Regions from separate parts of the Mus musculus genome. Here all the other regions are linked to region 3. A link is a loop called in an ENCODE intact Hi-C map of the cell type or tissue named here. Cell type or tissue: heart. All regions are shown on one strand.

Region 1 (8,000 bases), 220 kb after region 3:
GGAATTTACAGTGGTTTAGGAAGTAGATTGGGCTGTGGTTTTAGAGTATAGCATTATTCATGAGATGGTTAGATAGAATGGAACTCCCTAGTTAGAACCATGACTTGGGTGTGAAAGCCCTTGCCCTAAGAGAGTAAAGACCTCACACCTGGCTTCTAAGACTATAGCTGAGTTACACCCATACACACATATTTACAATGGCCTAAGGGGAAGGTGGACTATAAATAGACTAAAATAGGAACTATGGCAAGGGCACGAAGCCCTTGACCCTGGCTTCTAAGATTAATCAAATCTTAGGTGGAGCCCTTTTTGATCCCAGTTGTTAACAATAAATTCTATCCCAGGTGGTTCCCGTTAGACCTGTGTTTGCATTCCTCTGTTTTATGTAAGATTCTGGTTACCTCATTTGTACCTTGCGAATATGTCACCCAACTTCCTTATTGTCTTCTGCATAAAAAGTCTGATGCTCGATTTGAAAAATACATTCAGATTCCACACAACCTCTCCTGTGTGCTTCTGTTTGTCACTCATCCGACGCTTTGCCCACCCGAGACTAGAGACCCGTTCCACGCAGACAAAGGGGCCCAGAGGGTCTGCGGCAAATAAGTAACAAGACATCACACAGAATACCTATTGCTGTGTACTAGATCTTGTCCTAACCAATTTTCATAGGTTATTTCATTTAATCATTAAAATAATATTTTAAGTTGGTGAGGGAGGTAGTTCCATGGTTAAGAGTATTGGCTCCTCTTCTAGGAGACCTGGGTTTGATTCCCATCATCTGCATGGGATTCATAATTGTGATTTAAGTCCCAAGGGATCTGGTGCCCTCTCTGGCCTCCATGGACACCAGACACATATATTGTGCACAGACAATAAGCTGGTTTGAATAAAAATGAACTCCATAGGCTCATATATTTGAATGTTTAATTTCCAGTGTTTGGAACTGTTTGAAAAGATTAGAAGGATTAGTAGGTGTGGCCTTAGAGGAAGTATGTCACTGGAAGCGGGGGGCGGGGCTTTGAGGTTATCAAAAGCCATGCCAGGACTAATCTTTTTCTCTTGGCCTGTGGATCAGGATGTAGCTCTCAGCTACTGCTCCAGTGCCATGGATGCTGCTATTACTGCCCCCCCACAAGAATGATAATGATCTAAAGCTCTGCAACTTAAAGCAAGTTCCCAATTGATGTTTAAGTGTTGCCTTGGTTGTGGTGTCCTGTGGGAAGCCACATGTGCTGTTGCTGAGTGGCACTGACTACTGCTGGCCACCACACATAAGATTGGACAAACAACCAATGTGTACATATGCAGTAAATTTTTTTGCAAAGACACTGCCTGGCCCAGGCATGATAATGAGGTTCTGTAAGGTACTGAGAGTATAACCAATCAGATGTGAGACATGCAAATGAGGTATGATAATGAGGTTCTGTAAGGTACTGAGAGAGAGTAGCCAATCAGATGAGGAACATGCAAATGAGGCTTAGTGCATAACCAATCCGGGTGTGAGACACGCCCCTCCTAGGCCTATAAAAGCAGCACCAGTTCTGGGCTCGAAGTCTTTTCGCCTCTACAATCAAGCTCTCCCAATAAACGTGTGCAGAAGGATCCTGTTGCAGCGTCGTTCTTCCTGGCCAGTCGAGCGCGCGCAAGAGTGTCCCTTCACATCAATAGAAAAGTCACAAAGACAGACATACATGCAAACGAAACACCCATATAATTAATTAATTAATTAATTAATTAAAAATAATACTGTGTTTGCCATTACTATCAGTGCTTCTAATAGAAAAACTAAGATTTAAAAAGCTTAAATAATGTACACATAAGAAAAAATAATTAGTAGAAACTGTGTTGGGGTTAGTGAGATGGCTCTAGATAAAGGTGTTTTCTGCCATGCTTGTTGACCAGAGTTTGAGCCCCGGAATACACATGATAGAAGGAAAGAACACATTCCTTCAAATTTTCTTCTATTACACATGTGTGTGCACTCATATGGTGCACACAATTCAATGTAATTTTAAAAACAGTTTTAAAAGCTTTTAAAAATTGTGAAGTTTGGATTTGACTAAAAGTCACTAAATTCAGAACCAGTGGATTTAATCACTATGCTATGTCCCAGTGTTCTTAGTCTTGAGGAATCGGGTTTTTGAAGGGTAGCTAACTTTGAATAATTATATTAAAAAATACATCCAAGTAATCCTGACAGCTATTGACACTGCTGTCAGCCAGCATCGGCCTCCAACAAGACTACACAAGTCAGGATAGGTGATCATCTCTGGCCAGGGTCCTGCAAACTGAACATCTTTACCAGGACATTGAGCAGTATCATGCAGTTAAATAGAAAAAAAAATGAGTGAAGACTGGGGTTACTCAGGAAATGGATTTGAAAAGGCAAGTGTTTTATGCTCAATGTGGGAGAAATGGGTATGGTTTAAAGACAAGATCAACAAGAGAAGCTTGGAGTGACACACATCCACTGCACACAATGTTTCCTTTTCTCAGAATGCGGCTTTTGCCTCTTCTCTGCTTACCCATTCTTAGTCACTGTGTGAGAAGACTCCCAACAACTCCTCAGTTCTTCAAGCTGTGGCCAAGGGACAGTGTTTTAACTTGTTTTAAGCACAAGGAACTTAATCCTGACTCTTACCTCAAAAGGATGGCTGTCAAGTGTGTTTGTAATTGCCTTGGGACCTAGTAGATCTGTAAGACTTATAGATTGGGCGTGGAGGAAAAAAAGCCACCACTGGCTTGGAATTGAGAATGGAGCTGAGTTTTCATTGCTTTCCATATTAAATCCCATAGTGCTGTGCACATGAAATGTACTATTTGTCCTCCTTCCCACTCTCTTGGTTGAAGACTTTTCTGAACATTGTTTTATGTATCCAGCAAGCTGCTAGTCAAACAATATTCCACTGATATGTTTTTTCAATGGAGGAATGAAGGGTGCTCATCTCTCATATTTAGGCTGTTTGGTTTTAAGTCTGTCACATGAGATGGACAAAGGCAAAGTATTTATCTGCTTTAACAACAACAACAACAACAACAACAACAACAAAACAAGCACGTAAACGAACAAACAAAAAACACTAGGGCCCAAACTCCGGGCCTCATGAATGCTAGGAAAGTACCCTATAGCCAAGCTACCAGCTAGCCCTTGTTAGTTTTAATTTCTTATTTTGTGTCGGGGTCTAAGAGGGCCATGCCTGCAACAGATGCCTCCTTTTGTCTCTCAAGTGTTGGGTTTACTGGCCACTCCACGTTAAAAGGGGGCTTTTTAATCTTTTCCAATGCAGAAGTGTGATAGCAAGGTTTCCAAACATGATGGAGTCAACATACAGAGTGACATCTTACGGTTGCCTGCAAATTGAAAACTGATAGTGACTTTAATGCCTGTAATAAACCAGACACCTAGAAACGACAAGAAGAAATTAAATAATAGTAGAAGTTTTTTGTTTGTTTGTTTGTTTGTTTGTTTTTTCTAAAAAAAAAAAAGCTTGTGAAAAATGCTGCTTTATAGACTTTCAGTCCTCTGGCCTTAAAAGTACCAGATTCCTTAAAAAAAAAAAAATGAGTAGTTGTTGAGGAGCATGCAGAACGAGTTTATAGTAGGAAATATAAATTGATTTTATTGCTCTGAAGAAAGATACAGGCTTGAAATGCAACCTTCTAGAGGAAAATTAACCGACTCAGAGATCTCGTATGCTGGTCTTCCGGCGGCAAATTATCTCTGAAGTTTAGCAAAACTTGGGGGTACCATAGGTGCCTGTTGGGTTGGTGGCAGGGATAGAGATCCGAACCTCTCTATCGAATCTGTCTGCGATCCATTGGGATCCTCTGGATCTCAAGATCGGCTTTGGATTAGTCTTGTCTGAACCAGCTGTGGAAAAGGGCGGAAGCGCGCAATTTTAAAGTCTGCGCCGGTGTCCTTAGCCACTTCCGGCGTGGCCATGGCGGCTAACGCGACCACGAACCCGTCCCAACTCCTGCCACTAGGTAAAAGTCTTGTTTGGGGAGCGGTCGGGTTGCTGCAATTCCACGCTGGGGGCCGAGGCTGGGCCACCGCCCCTCCGGGCCCGGCTGTCCGGTCCTTGGCGTCACTGGGCAGACAGACAGACCGTTTTGCCTGTCGGTGGTCGGTGAGGGTCCCACTTAGTGAAGGACGTGCTCGGCCTTTTTGAGCTCGCCAGTAAGATGTCATGAGTCGCGCAGTCCCAGTTCTCAGCTTGGCCTTCTTGGTCTCCAGATCAGGTAGACCCTGTATTGGCTTGGGTAAGGAGTGCGCCACGGCATACAATGAATCTTACAATAGAAATCTGGAAACTAGCCCCGTCGTTCATTAATTCAACAAGCAATTCCCGCGCAGTGCCAGAGAACTGTTGAATAATGAACTTGAATTACAGCCATTGCTTTCAAGATCGCACACCGGCACGCATCGTGCTGAGCAATTCTAAGATGCTGAGATGAACAGGTTGGCCCAGGAGCACAGAGAGTTAAGGTTAAGTGAGAGAAGGAGTGACGGGAAAGCCGGTGTCTGTAATAATGCTTCTCCCTTGTCATGTTTTGGGGCTGGTGAGCTTAGTGAATGTGTCTGTGATTGAAAGTTTTTGCAGTGTTAGATATTGTTTATCGGTACAAACACTGATGAAGAAAAACAGTTATGGTCTCCACCCACCTCATGGTGTGTGTTTTCATACATTAATCAAATAATCTAAATAAAAATCACAGTCCTATTAATTGCAAATAAAGAGTTAAGTGAAAGCTAAGGCAAACATTTGTGCTAACGATTAAACAGAGATTTGTGTAAGATGTAAAATTACCGAATGGTTCCAGATACATATGTAGGAGAGTATGGCCTTTTTTGACATCATTGGGAGGGGAGGCTCTTGATCCTGTGGAGTTTGATGCCACAGCATAAGGAGAATGCTGGAGTGGGTGGGTGGGTGGGGGAGCACCCTCATAGAAGCAATTGGGGAGTGGGGAGAAGGTAGATATGGGAGGGGTGTTGTGGAGGGGTAACCAGGAAGGGGGAATATCATTTGAGATGTAAACAGATGGAATGATTAATAAAAGTAAGTAAATAAATAAATAAATAGCAAAAAACTGAATGTTTTTGCTTATCTTTAATGATAAAAAATAATAAGTGAAGTAGGCATTCAAATGTTGGTCGATCTAATAAGTAGGTAAAATTACCCTTTTCCTTCCACAGAGCTTGTGGACAAATGTATAGGGTCAAGAATTCACATTGTGATGAAGAGTGATAAAGAAATTGTCGGGACACTTCTAGGATTTGATGACTTTGTCAGTATCCTTTTTAAAAGCGGGAATGGTGTAGGTTTCTAAAGATGTATTAATATAAGAAAGAACTATAGACAACCGAAGAATTTCTGGTTATTACATTAAGAATAATTTTGTTTTCCAGGAACTTGGTAGTATTTTAAGAGGTGTGTTTGCTGACAGTTGATAGGGCTCTTGCCAACAACAAACCTTTTGAATTTGCACTATCATAGTGTTGAACATATTTTAAACCAAACAAAAACATATACCTGAATAAACCTTATTTATTTTCTTAACATTAAATTCAGATATGGTGTTGGAAGATGTCACAGAATTGTGAGTAGTATTTAAAAAATTAAAAAAATTTGAGAGGAGGGGAGGAAATCTCTTTTTAATTAAAGATGGTGCCTTGATTACTTTTTTCTATTAATGTGAAGAGACAGCATGACAAAGGTATCTTATGGAAGAATGCGTTTAACTGGGGGCTTGCTTACAGTTTCAGATGGTTAGAGTCCCTGACTGTCCTAGCTAAGAGCTTATATGTTAGATAATAACCAAGAGAGAGAGAGAGAGAGAGAGAGAGAGAGAGAGAGAGAAGTAAATAGAGAACGCGAGCGCACTAAGTGGGTATAATTTAGGTTTTTGGAATCTCAAAGCCTAACAGGGTGATACACCTCCTCCAAAAAAGGCCACACCTCCTAATCATTTCCAGTTTGCCAACAGAGGACCAAGTGGAGGCCATTCTCCTTTAAACCTCCATAGCAGCTTTAGTATGATCGATATAAAAAAAATTACTTGTTGGAAAATACCTTAATACTGAAACGTTATTTACTGGTGTTTGTGAGGTCCAGTTAAAGGATTATTATCTTCATATTATTCCTGAATTTGTAAGAAATTAGTGTGAACAAGCTTTATGGTGAATTATATTTACATGAGTATTATCCAATGGGCAGTTTGTATTCTGTATATATTTACTGTAATTATATGCGTTCACATTGAATCATGTGTAAGAATAACAGCTTTGTCACTAGGGATTGAACCCAGGGCCTTGTGTGTGTGCTCTGCCACCAAGCTATTCTCCTTACCCCAGTAGGACTTTTAGGGAGGGAAAGTGTTTCTAATACTGCCTTTGATTACTTGTTTATCCAGACTCCATTTAATCTATCTTTTTAGTGAAATTACACCAGAAGGAAGAAGAATTACAAAATTAGATCAAATTCTACTAAATGGAAATAATATAACAATGGTAAGACATTAAAACTTTTCTCTGGAAATTATTTTACTTTTGTAGTGTAGGGATTATGGAACTGACTTAAACTTCTATTTCGTTGGCAATGTTCATGGCACTGAGATAGACACACTGAGGATGGGAAGGGAGCCTTGGTGATCTGTGCCTCAGGGCAGCTGTTGAAAGTGCTTTGGTCCTTGTCTTAGTCAGGGTTTCTATTCCTGCACAAACATCATGACCAAGAAGCAAGTTGGGGAGGAAAGGGTTTATTTGGCTTACACTTCCATACTGCTGTTCATCACCAAAGGAAATCAGGACTGGAACTCAAGCAGGTCAGGAAGCAGGAGCTGATGCAGAGGCCATGGAGGGATGTTCCTTACTGGCTTGCTTCCCCTGGCTTGCTCAGCCTGCTTTCTTATAGAACCCAAGACTACCAGCCCAGAGATGGTCCCACCCACAAGGGGACCTCCCCTCTTGATCACTAATTGAGAAAATGCCCCACAGTTGGATCTCATGGAGGCATTTCCTCAACTGAAGCTCCTTTCTCTGTGATAACTCCAGCTTGTGTCAAGTTGACACAAAACTAGCCAGTACAGTCCTTAGGATTAGCTTGCTTATTAATCTTTGTCGACTTCTAGCTCATCCGGAATCATTAATAACTTAGACGTCAGCTAGTGATGTAGGGATTACTAACAGATGGACTTGGAGAAGATGGGATGTGAAGGATGGGGGAGAGGCAAAGCTGGCTTTGGTCCACGAGGGACACGAAGGGTTTTTTAGGTGGTGTGGTAGTGTTATTAATAAATTCTTTTTCTCCAATGCAGCTGGTTCCCGGAGGAGAAGGGCCTGAAGTATGAATGGATTTCCTCGACGTTGTTTTCAAACCTTTAACATTTAGAGTCTATAAATGAAGTTTCCGTTAAAGGGAAACTCTTTGAAGATATACATCCATTTTTCTAAGCTAATCATGGTTATTTTGGGAAAAGAAGAGTTTTGTTTTGTCTTCTTTTTTTTTTTAAAGACTAAAAAAAATAAAGATGTTTTTGGTTAACTGTGATTTGATTTATTATGTCGAAGTAGCTCGTGAAGCAAATATAGTTTTTTGATACTTAGTTTCATATTGATTTCTGTTTATTTTCTCCCTCATTTGTATTAATTTGATTGGGGCAGGGGTAATTTTACTCAGTGGCTTGAGGGTAGGGTGGAGCAGAAGGGATCTGTCTAATGAGATGTCCTCCAATGGCTGTTCTCCCTGGCCTCTTTGCTAAAAGTGAACTTAGGTCTTGTTCTTTCAGAGATTTTCTTTATTTTTATTGTATGTGTATGCGTATCTTCCTGCATGTGGGCCTACTTCATATGCAGTGTCTGCGGAGACCAGAAGAGGTGGTTGGATCCCTGGTACTGGAGTTACTGTGGGCTGTAACCTGTGCAGTGTGGGGCTGGGAATTCAACCTGGGTTCTCTGTGTGAGGAGCTTGTGCTCTTAACCACTGAGCCATCTC
Region 2 (8,000 bases), 660 kb before region 3:
CAGATTTTTAGATTTATCCAAACCACCAAAGAAATTAACACCCTAAACAGACTCACAACAAATGTGATTGAAACAATAATAAAGGGTCTCCAGCTGGCATAAATAGATTTAAAGATAAGATAAATATCTCAATAAATGCAAATGCCTTTGAGAAAATCCAACGTACTGTCAGAATAAAAATCCTAGAGATAGTAGTACTAGAGGGAATGTAACGCAAATTAATAATTAATAAAATTAATTTTAAATTAAAAATTAATATTTGAGAAATATCATAAGTGAAGATAAACTTGAGTCACTCCCATTAAAACTAGGAAGGTGGAGAAGCTGTCTACTGTCCTAAGCACTGTCCAAGCACTATTTGGAGCAGAACGCAACAGAGGAAATTTAAGAGTCAAAGATAAAAATGAAAAAGTAAAATTATCTTTATTTTCAGATGACACGCTAGTAGGCATAACTGACTCCAAATACCCTATCAGAAAACTTCTAGAAAGAACCAATAATTTCAGCAAAACGACATGACACAAAAATCAACTCTTCAAAATCAGTAACCTTTCTAAAGGCCATCAATAAACAATATGAGAAAGAAGTGATGGACACATGCCCACTCACAATAGCCTCAAAGAAAATAACTATCTAGGAACCAAGCTAAGCAAGGAGGGGAAAGACCTCTACAATGAAAACTTAAAATCTCTGAGTGAAGAGATTTGGAGACATTAGAAAATGAAGAGCTCTCCAATGCTTATGAACAGGCAGAAATAATATTGTGAAAATGACCATCCTACCAAAAGCAATGAAGAGCGTCAGTCCAGTCCTAATCAAATCTCCACAACATTATTTTAAAATATTTCCTAATGACAGAGGCCCTCTAAGTATTCCTTACCTTCTGATAAGGCCAAAGAGTGGTAGTGTCCACAGGAAACTTGGATTATTTTTATGCCAGCCAGAGCTTTTATTTTCCTATATTTAAAAAAAGTCACAGAAATCTGTTGAACCTTCTTTAGGATGAGTTATCAAAGAAATTACAGACATGTAAAAGTATTTTAGATGAGACATCAGATCTCAGCGAACAATGTTATTCTGTGCTTCTGGAATACCACTTTTCCAAAGTGTTAAGCTGGTTTTTTTCCTTCCTGCTTTTTATGATTTTCGCTATTTAGGAGAAGGGTTTTGCTCCCAGCTTCCAAGAACTACAGACCACCCCTGTTCCTCTCTGAAGACAGTAGCATTGGGTTTTCCTATTCTGCACCTCCCATATCTTTTCAAAGGACCAGAGAGTCTTCTTTCCCACACCGACCCTGCTAATGCCACTCCCATGGCTGTCATTTCACTGGCTGTAGTGTTTGGAAACAGCAGGAATGTCATCCATCTAACCATTGCATCACTAAATGACAAGACATCTGACTACCTGACAAGAACCACGAGTCTCTGCTGTGCACTCCTTAATCCACTATCTTCACTTCCACACACAGCCCACAGCCAAAATCCCCTAGCATCTGTTGTCTTTCTTTGGTGTGGGTTGGGTTTTTTGTTTGTCTGTGTCTGCTTGTGGCACTTAGAGTTAGTTTTTAAGGGGAGAAGGGTAAGAACGGGTCTCACATAGGCCTGGCTGGTCTCTGATGTAGGTAAGGATGTAGGTAAGGATGACCTTGAACTTCTGATTCTCCTGTCTCAGCAAAGGTCTATGCATTTTAGAGCATCAGTGGAAGAGGACAGCATGTTCCATTAACCTTTTCCATCACAATGGTAATGGATATTCTCCCATATAGGAGCTTGAGCATTTGGGAAATAATGTGAGAGGCTCTTCTTTAGTCAGATACAAGATAATCAAGTAAGATTTCTTTCTTAGTCCTTGGTATCTTGATAGTTTGTAGTTTAAAATACTTTATTTATTTATTTATTTATTTATTTATTTATTTATTTATTTATTTACTGTAGAAGTTCAAGGGGGCTCCCATACTTGTATTACAATAAGTAATATCAGGACTTAAGAATCGCATATCATTTCATCCTTACTCTCTCCTTCATGGCCCTCTATTTAATGAACTGATTCTACACATGATTTCCTGAACACTTTTCTCAGCACATTTTAACCCTTACACTAGTAATCTCTGTGCCATGGCATTTGAGTACTTAGCACTTAAAAATACTGGAAAGTAGTGAATTGAAATACTTACGTAGGCATAAAGCTTATTTCCTTAAATTCTCCAATCCCCAGCTGCCCTTCAGAACCGGCTCCCCAAGCGAAGACCTTTCCTTTGTGGCAGACAGCCACAGAGTGTTCCTTCCCACAGCTCACCAGGTCAACATGCAGATCATTCAGTGCCTGAATTGGTTCTTTGGGAACAGAAACAAATTTTAAAGAGAGAGAGAGAGAGAGAGAGAGAGAGAGAGAGAGAGAGAGAGAGAGAGAGAGAGAGAGAGAGAGAGGAGGGAAGGAAGGAAGGAAAGAAGAAAGAAAGAAAGAAAGAAAGAAAGAAAGAAAGAAAGAAAGAAAGAAAGAAAGAAAGAAAGAAAGGGAGAGAGAGAAAAAGAAAGAAAGAAAGGGAGAGAGAGAAAAAGAAAGAAAGAAAGAAAGAAAGAAAGAAAGAAAGAAAGAAAGAAAGAAAGAAAAAAAGAAAGGAAAAAGAAAAAGAAAGAGAAAAGAAAATGAAAAACCTTCCATAAGATTATAAATGTCTGGAGTTTAAGACAGGAATTGCCTCTGAAAAGGGAGGAGGGGAGTTACCCAGATTCTTTGTGTCCCTCAGTGTTGGTTAAATCAATTCTAAAGTTCTTACTAAACATCATGAAGAAGTAAACCCAATATGTTTATACATGTGTGGAAAGACAGCAGTTTTTATGGACTACCTGGACACAACTTGGCAGGCAAAGTCGGAGCACCTTGAGTTCCTATCTGAGCAAACTGAAACCTAGCTCAAAATAAGATTCACAGCCCACGGAAACGAAACTGAAAGGTGCCCATTCGTGTCTGGCAAGGGCTTTATCATTATTTCTTAGATGGTTCCCCACAATTTATTATCCAACCTCTTTTCTTTTGTTAAGTACACAAGTTCCTGGATCTAAGCACCTCTTTTACTTTCTGTGAATTCCTATATACACAAAAATTACTCTCTAGGTAAAAGACTAATAAAATCCCATGCTGTTTTTTGCCTATTCATTTTTTTCAAGTTAAATTTGTAGCTTCCAGAAACTGAATCCAAAGGGACAGAGGAATAGTTTTCGTGTTCTACACAGTTCTTCAAATTATTCTACACACATAATCAAATATAGTCAATGGGAATGTAAAATAGTCCAGTGGTAGAGTGCTTGCTTAGCATATAAAGTGGCAAAAATAGATAATTAAAACCAGAAAAACAAACTAGAACTTTAGTTAGTTTGAAGTTACTTAGAAGTGAATCAATATCATATATAAAATCCCCTAGTGGATTAATGTTTTGGTAAAACCACAACTTCTTGTTTAGATACAATTACAATAACTCATAATGACAAAATTCCTATAAAAATTAAATACATAAGCAGAAGATAAAACGAGGAGCTGCAATGGTCTTAGAGTTGCTTTTGGTGTAATTATAGGTGACTTTTTAAATTTTAAATATTTTATTATTTTTACGTGTGTGTGTGTGTGTGTGTGTGTGTGTGTGTGTGTGTGCGCGCGCGCGCTTGCGCTTGCGCATCACTGTGTGCATATATGTGTGTGCTGGTACCCATAGAGGCATAGGATCCTCTGGAACTGTAATTATAGGTAGTTGTAAACTGCCGCATAAGTGTCAGGAGCTGAACTCTTAACCACCGAGCCATCTCTCAAGACCCTACAGGTGGCTTCTTTAGTACTTTCCTACATCAGCTTTAATGCCGAAAAATGCTATTATACTTTTTTAAAAAAACAAAAAACAAAAACAAAACCTTAGGAGAGAAGATGCCCCAAGTTATTGCTAAGCTTTTCGGTTTGGAAATCAGATTCCCCCCACCCCACCCCCTCCAGAAAGTTCTCTCAGGCTTAGCTTGGTAAGGAGGAGGGACTTTCTTTCTATCCAGAGGAAAGCTTGCTTTTTTGCTTTCAGTTTCTCAATGAAGAGGAATTGGAAACCGAAACAAATACAAACTCCAGAGCTCTAGGAGTTGACCAGTTGATGCAAGCTGCTTAAAACAGGGTTCCAGCTTCTGATATCCCTGGTCCAGCCACCCGGTATCCCTGGTCCCCTGGTCCCCTGGTCCCCTGGACCCGAGGCCCCCACATACTGTCCTGAGCACCTGCTCAGGAGCTTGGAAGTCACCTGGCCTTTCGGTACTCTGGTCTCTCCTCTGGCCCAGCTGTCCCCAGCTGTTGTCCCCGCAGGAATACACCCTGTGGTTGCTGAACAGTAGGAGCGAGTGGTGTTCCCCGCTGGCTGCCTGCAAGAGTTCAATGCCGCTGGTTCCCGCCTTCAGGCGCCGAGGCTTCCGGCTTCCTGCAGCCCAGCTGAAATACATCCCTGCGGTGCACAGCCACCCGCGGCTCTGGTATGTCAGATGGGCTCCCAAAAGCAAGTGACCTAGCTTCCCTAACTCCTCCCAAGGGCACTGCCCAGTCCCTTACGTCATAGTTCTTTCCAGTAAGTGCCTGCTTGTCCCACACCACTAACATCTTTCTCACAGGCATTTCTAGGGTCATTTTGAAACCTGGCTGCTTGAATTTTCAGTACTGAGTATCTGAGAAGACAGGGAAGAAGAAAGTATCTCCATCATGAGTAAGCCACTTGTGAGTCCTGATGCTCTGGACAAATTTCTAGGTCTGTGAAATATTTATTAAGTGACAATATCCACAAGTTGTAGCAATTTCAGTGGCAACCAGTTCCCAGGGAATCTGCTTTCCTTGGCAATTCTAGCTGGGGTTCTTTTATTCCAGTCTTGATTATTAATTTTCAGATCACACATTAAGCACCACATGGTAAACCTATATGTATAATAAATAGATTATGGAGTATGTTCAGGGGGTTACAGAACTTTTTTGAGAATTTCAAAGAGGCCTAGAAAGCCAAAGCTGGGAAGCCTGTAAGGATGTAATTAATAATGAACCCTAACTGAGCTGCAATGGAGAAGCTGCTGTCCAACTGAATCCAACTGCAGAGTAAGGGCAGGGGCCAGATATGTAAAGAAATGAAAACCTTCACATCAAAGCTACACAAGCCAACAGAAAAAAAGTGAACACTCTTTTGCAGGTTTGCTGAGCTCTGAAGGAATTTAAGGGAGACATCTTTAGAGCTGTGTGTTCCAAGGTGACTCTGGCTCTCTCTGGCTCTCTCTCTCTCTCTCTCTCTCTCTCTCTCTCTCTCTCTCTCTCTCTCTCTCTCTCTCTCTCTCTCTCCCTCCCTCCCTCCCTCCCTCCCTCCCTCCCTTTCTCCCTCCCTCCCTCCCCACCTTTGAAAACAAACACAGCACTGAAAGGGTTGTGGGTCACTGTGTTTATTCCCATCTGCTGCAGGTTGAAGCCTCTCTAATGATGGCTGAATAAGGCACTGCCATATGAGCCTAGCAGACTATTATTGAGTCATTTTATTGTTACCCTTTTGTTTTTCTTAGACCAGTAGTATTTGGTTTTGTCCTAGGTTCTGGTTCTTGGTCACCTGAGCAGTGTCAGGTATGGGTTCCTTCCATCTCATGGTGTAGGCCTTAAGTCAAATCTGAAATCAGTTGGTTACTCCACGTGGTTTGTGCCACCATTGCCCTAGCATATTTTCCAAGCAGGACAAATTGTAGATCAAGGGTTTTATGGTTGGATTGGTTTACTTTTCTCTTTTAGCAACCTGCAGAGTCCCTTTGCCTGTCATAGACATTAGAACATGGGACTCCACATTCAGTGCATTGTGTGAGTATTGACTTCAGCAATGAAAACTTGCTGTTGGTTTGTTGAGAGACACCTATTTTCTTGGCAACAGCCTGAAGTATTTGAGGATTTCATAGCGACCCTTTCAACCAATAACTCAACTGGATAAAACTTAATCCCAGACTGAAATTTTCCACTGGGACAGACATGGCCAGTTGGGGTTCCATCTCCCTCATTATTTAGAGACTTCAATAGGACCACCTTCATTATTTTAGGAAGTTTCCACTACATCAGGTTTCCATATTCTTCAAATGAGTTTCAATACTAGCTGTTCCTCCTCTCATTGCCTCTCTAAATTCCATTTCCTCTCTTCTTTCCCACCAGAACCTCCCATTCTCATGCCTTCCTCTCCTCTACCAGTAAAATCCATTTCTATTTCTCCATCCCAGAAAAAAATCCATGTGTCTTCCTAGTCCCTTCCTCTATGCCTAACCTCTCTGGGTTAAAAAGATACACGAATATACAGAATACCAAGTAGACAACAAAATCAGAAAAGAAATTCCTCATAGTATTCTTTAACATGCAGCCATTCAGTTTGATCAGCACCATTTTTTGAAGATTCTATTTTCTAGTTTGTATTTCTAGCTTCTTTCTCAAAAATCACATGTCTATAAGTATGTGGACTTATTTCTGGGTGTTCAGTTCTATTCTATTAATCAACATGCCTGCTTTTATGCCAATGGTATACTACTTGTCTTGCTATAGCTTTGTAGTATAACTTGAGAGCCCCAAAAGTTCTTCAATTGTGCAGGATTGTTTTCGCTAGCATCGATTGTGTGTGTGTCTGTGTTTCAATATGAAGTAGAAAATTGTCCTTTCAAGCTCTTTGAAGAATTGTGCTGGAATTTTAATAGAGATTGCATCGAATCTGTAGATTGCCTTTGGTAGGATGGCCATTTTTACTATGTCAATTCTACTGATCCATGAGCATGAAGACATCCATTGTCTGATGTCTTCTTCAATTTCCTTCTTCAAAGACTTGAAGTTCTCTCATACAAGTCTTCCACTTGTTTGGTTAGTCTTACCCCAAAATACTTTATATTATTTGAGGCTATTGTGATGGATACTATTTCCTGAATTTCTTTCTCTGTTTGTCATTTGTATATAGGGGGGTTACTGATGTTTTTATGAGTTAATTTTGTATCCAGCTACTTTGTTGAAATTATCAGTTGTAGAAATTCTATGGTAGAATTTTTAGGGTCACTTATATATCATCTGCAAATAGAAATATTTTGACTTCTTTCCAACTTGTATACCTTTGATCTCTTTAGTTGTCTTATTGTTCTAGCTAAGACTTCAAATGCTATATTGAATACATATGAAGAAAGTATGCAACCTTGACTTGTTCCTGATTTTAGTGGAATTGTGTTGAGTTTTTCTTCATTTAGTGTGACATTCACTATAGGCTAGCTTTAAACTGCTTTTATTATATTGAGGTATGTTCCTTGTAGCCCTAATCTCTCCAGCACTTTTATGATGAAAGGGTGTTCGATTTTGTCAAAGGCCTTTTGTTCATCTAGTGAGATGATCTTGTAACTTTTCTCTTTGTTTATATGGTGGATTAATTATATTTATTGATTTTTCATACACTGAACAACCACTACATCTCTGGGATGAAGTCTACTTGATCCTGTGGATTCTTTTTACATGTTCATGCATTCAGTTTGAAGGTATTTTATTAAGTACTTTTTGTATGTATATACTTAAGGGTGTCAGGGTAACTGGGGACTCATAAAATGAATTAGACAATGTTTCTTCTGTTTCTAGTTTATGGAATAAATTGAAGCGTATTGGTGTTAACTCTTCTTTGAAAGATTGGTAGACTTCTATATTAAGACCATATGACCCTGCGTGGTTTTTGTTGTTGTTTTGGTTTTTTTTTTTTCTTTTTGTGGTTGGAAGACTATTAATGAGTGTTCTATTTCACTAGGAACTATAAGTCTATTTTAATTGTTTTTCTGATTTTGATTTAATTTTGGTAGGTAGATCAATTGAGAAAACTATCAATTTCTTTTAGATTTTTTCAATTTTGTGGAGTACTTTTTTGAAATAAGGTCTAATGACTCTTTGGCTTTCCTTGGTGTCTCTTAATATGTCTCTCTTTTCACTTCTGATCTTGTTAATTTGGACATTTCCT
Region 3 (8,000 bases):
TGAGCAAATAAGGTGGATCCTTGGGGTATGGAGCTAGGCCTGTTTTCCAGATGTCAAGCTACAGTGACATAAAGTTGGAAGGGAAGGTTTTGGAGAAAATAGAAGACCAATTAGATGGAAGGGAATCCCATCTATAAGATCCAACTATATATTGTATGCAAGAAACACACCTCCCTGGTAAAGATATGGCAAACTCAGAGTCAGCAGACTGACAACAGTCTTCTAAACAAATAGAAACCGAAACCAAGTAGTATACCTATATAGGTATCTGATAAAATATGTTTCAAAGCAAAATTAATGAGAAAAAGTAAAGGTGTCTTAGCTACTTTATTTTTAATCCTGTGATAAGACACCATGACAAGGCAACTTAGAAGAAAGAGTTTATTGGCCTTATTGTTTCAGAGGGTAAGTTTATAACATCATGACAGGAAACATGGCAATAGGCAGACAGGTATGACACTGGAGCAGTAGCTGAGAGCTTACATCCTGATCTATAGGCAGGAGGCAGAGAGAACTAACTGGAGATGGAACAAATCTTTTGAAACTTCAAAGCCTGACCCCAGTGATATACTTCCTCCAACAAGGCCACACTTCTGAATCTTTCCCAAGTAATTCAACAAACTGGGGGCCAAATATTAAAATACATGAGTCTATGAGAGCCATTTTCATTCAAACATCTACAGAATATGTATCATTTACTTTTCTACTACTGTGAAAAAATACTATGGACAAAAGCAACTTAAAGAAAGAAGAGTTTATACTTGATTATGGTTCCAGTAGAATAAGAGTCCTCATGGCAGGGAGACATGGCAGCAATCAGCAGGCCTGGTAGCCTCAGGAAACTGAGAGATCATCTTCTCAACTGCAAACATGAAGTAGAGAGCATGAATGGAATTATGGCCAGTTACACACTTCCTCCAATAAGGCTGAACCTCCAAAAGGTTCCACAACTTCCCCAAACAGTACACCAACTGGGGACCAAATGTTAAAATACAGGTGCCTGTGGAAGATTTTTTCCACTCAAACCACCCCACAAGGCTACTACATATTAAGTTTTAAAAAGCAGTTCATCAAGAATAATAACAGTTGTAAATAAATACATCAATATCGAGACATAATTTCATTTTAAAACTAATGGTTTTGAAGGTTATGATAGGTCCTGATATCATAATACTGGATAATTTCAATACCATATACTAATCCCTATATGGGTCATTCAACAAGCAAAAATTAATGGAGAAATCGGGGTTAAATTATACCATAGATCAAGTGGACATGATGGATATATACAGAATTTCACATCCAACATATATACAGAATACATATTCTTGTTAGTAGCTACTGGAATCATATCTAAAGTAGAACACATTATATAGGTCATAAGGTAAATAGGTAATGGGTCATAAGGTAAAATTGTCAAAGATTCAAAGTAATCTCTTGTATTTGATGATGTAATTGCACAATAAAACCAGAAATCACTTGAAAACAACTACAGAAACTAAGCAAATGTATGGAGTCAGAATTACACATTGTTGAATGTCCAGTGTGTCTTTGAAGAAATCATGGAGGACATCTAAAAGTTTCTTGAATCCCATAAAAATTAAACCACTACTTGTCAAAATACTTGGGATATGAAATTAGCTCTATGAGGAAAGTTTATAGCAATAATAAATAAAATAATAAAATAAAAAAGCTCTCAAGTAATATAGTCATGTACCTTAAAATCCTTGAAAATCAAGTGCAAGCAAAAACCCTAAAAGTGGTAGAGAGCAAAAAGAATAACAAAGATTAGGGCAGAAATTAATGATACATAGACAAATGTATTCTTTTGCACTATAAACAAATTTAACAACCCCTATTCATACTAACCAAATAAAAGAGAAAAGACCCAGATCAATACAATTAGAGATGAAAACAGGAGGTTACTACGGAGCTCAGAAATCAATCTAGAGGTTTCTCAGAAAATTGGAAACAGATATAGCAATCCTGGGCATATACCTAAAAGATGCCCCACCATGCCACAAGAGCATGTGTTCCGCTGTTTATAGCAGCCTTATTTCTGATAGCCAGAAGCTGGAAACAACCCAGATGTCCCACAACAGGAGAATGGATACAGAAAATGTGGTTCATTTACACAATGGAATACTATTAAGCTATTAAGAACATCCTGAGTTTTGCAGGCAAATGAATAGAACTAGAAAATATCATCCTGAGTAAGGTAACTCAGACCCAAAAGCACATGCATGGTATGTAGTCACTAATAAGTGGATATTAGCCCAAAAAGTACTACATACCAAGGATACAATCCACAGAACTCAAAAAGGTTAACAAGCTGAAGGGCCCAAGTGAGGATGCTTCAAACCCACTTGGGAGGAAAAAGAAAGCAATCATGGGAAGGAACTGGGTGGGAGAGGCGAGGAGGGGAAAAAGAATATGATCAGTACTGGAGGGAACAGAAATGAAGCCCTGAGGGTCAACAGAATGAAAGGAAACAGTCAACCTTGGGAGGTAGGAGGTGGGAGGACCCTTTGGAATGTACCAGAGACCTGGGAGATGATAGTCTCTCAGAACTCAAAGAGAGGGACCTTAGATGAAATACCCAACAATGAGGAAATGGAGAGATGAAGGGATGTTGTTGCCATCCCACAGTCAAAAGCTCTGACCCAGAATTATTACTATCTAAAAGAACTACAGAGATAAAGGTAGAAAGGAGGTCCAGTGACTGGCCCAAATTGGGATCCATCTCAAGGGGAGGCTCCAAGACCTGACACTATAACTGATGCTATGGTGTGCATAGCTGTCCTCTGAGAAGCCCAACCAGCAGCTGACCAAGACAGATGCAGATACTTACACCCAAACATTGCACTGAAGTCTGAAACTCCTGTGGTTGAATTAGAGAAAGGCTAGAAGAAGCTGAAGAGGAGGGCAACCCCATAGGAAAGCTATAGATATAGATATATAGGTACATTTTTAGAGTGCTTTGCAAGGGCCCCAGGGATAGGACAGAGAACATATGACACAGAGAAAAACAATCCTTAGCTTTAATTATGATGACAATCAAGCCATATCACCTCAAAGTATGATTAAAGGAGATCAGACTATGCCATAGGGAAACAGGCTACTTTGGTACAACAATTATTTTGATCTGAAAGATGCTGAGAACTATTCAAAGCAGGGAAAGCTCTTTGAAGAATTTCCCTTAAATTCGATAGTCGTTTGTGTGAGAATGCCCCCCCTAGGCTCATACATTTGAGCATATGATCTCCAGTTGGTGGTGCTGTTTCAGGAGCTTTAGAGGTGCAGCCTTCTTCGAGGAAGCATGTCTCTGGAGCTTTGCTTTAAGGGTTTGAAGACTGTCCCACTTCGTTTGCTCTCTGTACTTTGTGCTTATAGTTGAGATGAAAGATGTACCTCTGTTACCATGCCAGCAGCCTGCTGCCACCTGCTGCCATGCTGACCCCACCATTATGGATTCTTGTAAATTCTTTCTTTCTTCTATAAGGGGTCTTGGTCATGGTGTTTTATCACAGCCACAGAAAATTAATACAAATTCCTTATAATTTTAAACATCTCTAGTGTAGAAGAAATACACATTTAAACAGAGAGAGAGAGACAGAAACAGAGAGAGACAGAGACAGAGATTGTTGAGATTGTCATTAGTAAATGTATCAGGTCAAGAGCTTCTCCAAACAGAATTGTTGAACTTGAGGGTTGGTAATAGGCACCCTATCGCTGAGCTCACACCTTTATCCCCTGGAAAGATTTTCATCTGCACAAGGCAACCTTTAGTCACCATACATTTCCCCTCCTGCAGACTCCAACTTGCTCAAGAATGTCAAATATAATACATATTCCTTTCAGTAATTTAGGTGGTATATTTCAGCCTCAATTTTTGGCCATTTCGTTAAGGCTTTGACCCATGGCCCTGGTTAATCAGCCACTGTACTCCGAGCAATCCTCCTGCCTGAGGATCCTACATGCAGGAATCAGAAGCATGCTCCATCATGACCAGCTTGAGTCTCATATTTCTGTGGAACTTCTGTTTGCACAATGAATTGTTCTACTCAAGATAATGTCTATGTCAATTTGCTTTAGACCAGCTAATAAAAACCTAAAACAGAAAAATAATTCTTTCTCTCCCACGGCTTTTCATTCTTAACTTCCTTCGGTTGCATATATCAGGCAGAGAGAGACAGTCTCGCCAAGCAGCAGCCCAAACCTCACAGAATCGGGGGCGACTCTCCTGAGATTCTCTCTTGCACCTCATCACACCCCACCCACTCAGCGAGAAGCAGAGTAAACTACATGAATCCCTTGAAATATACTAAGCAAGAGAGAACAACGTTAAGTTTCTCTGCACACGCTCCTAAGGAAAGTAAGCTAAAGTTGTAGGTAGACTGTGACTGAAAAGCCCAACAGCTGACAGATCTCCCAAAAACGACTATATCTAGGCCTTCCAACCCAGGATGCTACTGCGCAGGTCAGACGCAGCGCCGCTGAGCCTGCTGGGTGTCGTAGTCCATGAAGGCTAGGACGAGGCACAGTTTCTGAGTGGGTGGCGGGTGAATTTTCTCACACTGGGGCAAGACTTTGTTTTCTCGATGTTTCTGGTGCGATCTTACTGTGGACTATAGGCACAGCATAGCATCCGGGTCACCAGGATTCTGGGTTACAGATGCACTACTTGCATTTAGTAGCTAATTACAGTTGTTTCCTTCCGGGTCCTTGCGGCGTTTCCTGAAGTCAGGGTCAGAGGAAGTCCCGCCCCCACTATAAGGGCGGGATTCCGGACGCGGACCTCTTAGTCTCCGCCCCGTCGTCCCCGCCCCTCACCTCTTCTGGGCGGGGCCTCCTCGGTTTCCCCCGCGCGGGGCGGGGCTCCGGGGAAGTGTGCGGCTTGCGGCCGCGCCCCTGGGCTCGTACCCGCGGATCCCGGGCTTCCGCGCCGAGAGCACGCGGGCCTGTCAATGGACCGCGCGGCCGTGGCGCGAGTGGGCGCGGTGGCGAGCGCCAGTGTGTGCGCGGTGGTAGCAGGCGTGGTGCTGGCCCAGTACATATTCACCTTGAAGAGAAAAACGGGCCGCAAGACCAAGATCATCGAAATGGTGAGTGCGGGAGCATCGGCTCGCGCGCGAGCAGCCCAAGTGGCGTGGGCCGGCCGCGGCCCTGCGAGGGCAGCCTGCACGCGTGCTGATGCTTGACAGCGTTTGTTTCAAAGAGTGGAGAGAATAGATGCTCGGAGATAACTACCTCTTGCTGCAAAACCCGTTTCTCCAGAGCTAATCTCCAGTTGGCAACCGCCTCCAAGACGTGCAGCTAATCCGATAGTCTCTTGTCCAGGAGTCGGTTGGTTGGTTGGTTGGTTGGTTGGTTTGTTTGTTTGTTTTACATCATCGGGGCTGCCTTGGCTTACGTTATGAAAAGAGCATTTTCAGTGTTTTTTTAGAAATGCCAATATTGAAACAGCTCGATTATTTGAATGTTCTTCCTTGTTTTATGTTCCAAGAAGTATTCATGTGTCAGTCCCCCAAAACTCTTTCCTAAATCCTAGAAATGTACTTTTAAGAGTTAATTGCAGTCTCGTTTAAATTGTTTGTCTCAAGAATTCCATTTGAGGTTTGTTTTAAGGCGATTTGTTGATCCCAGAATGTCTGTTTCATTTAGGGTTGTTTTGATGTTACTGTTGTTCCATCTGACTTGAGCATGCATGGTGAGTGTGACTTACTTACTGGAGTACAAGTGAGCATCCAGAACTAAAATATAAAGTTGAGAAACTATTTCTATTGAAACTAATATTTTAAGTGAATTCCTTTATTCCTGGGTTATTTTCTTTATATACCTCTGGTTGCAAACATTTTGTGTGAGAAGTTTTGCCTCCCTCCCTGTCTAGCGAATTTACATGGCTTTATTTTGTTCCATACTCAAATTTTATAATTTTCCATCAGTGGGAAAAAGCTGATTTCGCTGTCTTTCTCTATGTACTTAAACAGTGGGCTGATTTTTCCACGAAATCTTAAGGAAGAGTTTTACTTTCATTGTATAAAGTACTAAGGGACCAATAATGCCAAATATTTTTTGTTTGTACTGTACAAGTCAGTCTTTATATGCATTGTTTTAAACTATGCGTCAGACCCCCTAATAGTTTTTCAGTAGAAGATGTAAAAGAGTTTAATATTTTTACTTTTATAGTTTTAGCTGATTGTTCCTTTAGATGGGAGAAATATTTGGATGACCTGAAATATATATTCCGGCCCTTGTTCTCTCTCTTTATAAGTCATGTTTGGGGAGTCCTCTGTACCTGTCTCCACCCTCTTCCTTCATAGAATGTGTACAAACCCAAGGATACCCACTGAACATTGCTGTTCTGATCACAGATGGTATATAACTACCTAACCAAGGTAGGCTAGGAAAAAATGACACCAGTTGCGTTCTGGGTGATGGTGTTTCTCTTGCCTCAGCCATCTCAGTGCAAGATTACATTCCTGAGTTACCCTGGCCATCAGGACATTTTTAATTGAAAGGCATTAGGGATTTGCTAGTGAGCTATGCATGCCATAGTGGAAATGTCCAGTAATGTGGCAAACTAGATTCCCAGAGAAAACCAATCAAAAGGTACACTAGAAGTATTCAGAGAGATAAGACAAGCCATTTAGTGAAGTTGGCTGGCACTTTACAATTTAATTATCCTGGTGTGTACTCCCTGAATCTGTTTTAACGTCTACCCGTACTTACACACATGGTCTATACTGGTATAGACCCCAGGGCTTTACACCTGCTAGACAACCATACCTGCTTCGTCAGTGCCCTCCTAGCCCATCCCCTTTTAAGGCAAGGTCTTTCTGTAGTGAGAAATCTGGAGTTCTGGCTTCTTTAAAAAACATAGAAATACTATAAAAATATGTTTTCATTGTAAACCCAAGTGTGAGCTATGGGTCTGGTTCAGAGTGTCCACGGCAGCTGACTGTGGTTTGCCGCAGGCTCTAGTAGGGGTGCGCTTTTTTCAGCTGCAGATTGTTTCTGTGATGGAGTGACTTCTGGAATTCTGGGGACTTTTCAGAGGGTATATAAATGTGAAGGCCCAGAGAGGCAGGGTGGGTTGTTGTTAGGTTGTTGTTGATTGGCTGTTGGTTGCTGTGGGTCGCTGTTTGTTAAATATTTGGCGAGAAGAAGAAATTAGATATCCTGATGGTGAAGATCAAACTTGCCCCTAGGAACTCAACACCCCTAATCAACAGGATGCAGTCTAAGGATAACTTGTCCCCCTTCTGGCCCCTGACTTCATTCTGGGATCTCTTTCCTTTCCTCTCTATCCTTTTTTTCTCTCTTATCTGATGTTAGGGAGTAAGGGTAGAAGAAAAAGGATGGAGAAGGGTGAAAAAGAGAAGAGCCCACAAAGTATCCAGGAATAGCTACATCTTTCTGAATCCTGTGTCCATGCCTTGAATTCGCCATCCTTCCTGTGTTAGGATGGCAGCCATGTGCCACCACAATCAGCTCCAGATTTCTCTTTATCGCATCTACAGTCTCTTAAGATTACTGATTAATTTGTCATAATCAAACCCTTTCTCTAAGAGTTTTATTTTAGAACAATATGGATTTACCGTAGTATGAACGAGTGCTCTCATATATCACACACCAGTTTCCCTTGTCATTAATATCTTGTGTGACTCATTTGTATTGATACATTATTAAATGCACTGCCACCCTTTTCAGATTTCCTTCACGTTTACTTATGTCCCAGGAGTTTCTCTTGGGTATCACAACACACTTAGTCATCCTGGCTCCTTGTTGTGGCCTTCACAGTACTTCTGAGTACTGTGCAGCTCCTTATCTTACCCCACTCTGGTCCAGAGATTAAACCCAGGGCCTCTTCACAAGTGTTCTACCCGAGACTCACACCCCAGCCTCCTTATCTTGTCTTCACTGGGCATGTTCTCAAACTTCACTTGTTTGAAGTTTTGGTATTTTGTAGAATGGCCTTGGTTGCGTTTATCAGGAGC

The links. Peaks named below come from ENCODE experiments on the same cell type or tissue, not always from the same donor. Only the 100,000 strongest peaks of a DNase experiment are listed, where the experiment ranks them.
Region 1: a loop joins it to region 3, with 4 times the contacts of the local background. A loop is called at or near these places in 17 of 42 quality-filtered maps.
Region 2: a loop joins it to region 3, with 4 times the contacts of the local background. A loop is called at or near these places in 8 of 42 quality-filtered maps.

Annotation. Positions count from the first base shown.
Region 1 is chr6:56,700,613-56,708,612 of GRCm38, reverse strand. It overlaps Lsm5 (LSM5 homolog, U6 small nuclear RNA and mRNA degradation associated), which reads left to right and starts at 3,914. Exons shown (of 5, transcript NM_025520.3): 1 at 3,914-3,990; 2 at 5,204-5,299; 3 at 5,580-5,607; 4 at 6,445-6,517; 5 at 7,324-7,550. The coding sequence starts at 3,945. The coding sequence ends at 7,356. In heart, a CTCF peak has its summit at 3,951; a DNase peak (open chromatin) is centred at 3,822; H3K4me3 peaks cover 1,695 bases; H3K27ac peaks cover 1,034 bases.
Region 2 is chr6:57,577,507-57,585,506 of GRCm38, reverse strand. Herc6 (hect domain and RLD 6) reads right to left here and starts at 4,515. Exons shown (of 23, transcript NM_025992.2): 1 at 4,275-4,515; 2 at 2,175-2,334; 3 at 881-957. The coding sequence starts at 4,470. In heart, no CTCF peak of the experiment used is centred here; a DNase peak (open chromatin) is centred at 4,456; H3K4me3 peaks cover 1,175 bases; H3K27ac peaks cover 790 bases.
Region 3 is chr6:56,920,777-56,928,776 of GRCm38, reverse strand. It overlaps Nt5c3 (5'-nucleotidase, cytosolic III), which reads left to right and starts at 4,845. Exons shown (of 9, transcript NM_026004.3): 1 at 4,845-5,105. The coding sequence starts at 4,968. It also overlaps a transcript of Vmn1r4 not described here. In heart, no CTCF peak of the experiment used is centred here; a DNase peak (open chromatin) is centred at 4,836; H3K4me3 peaks cover 3,953 bases; H3K27ac peaks cover 2,182 bases; H3K27me3 peaks cover 335 bases.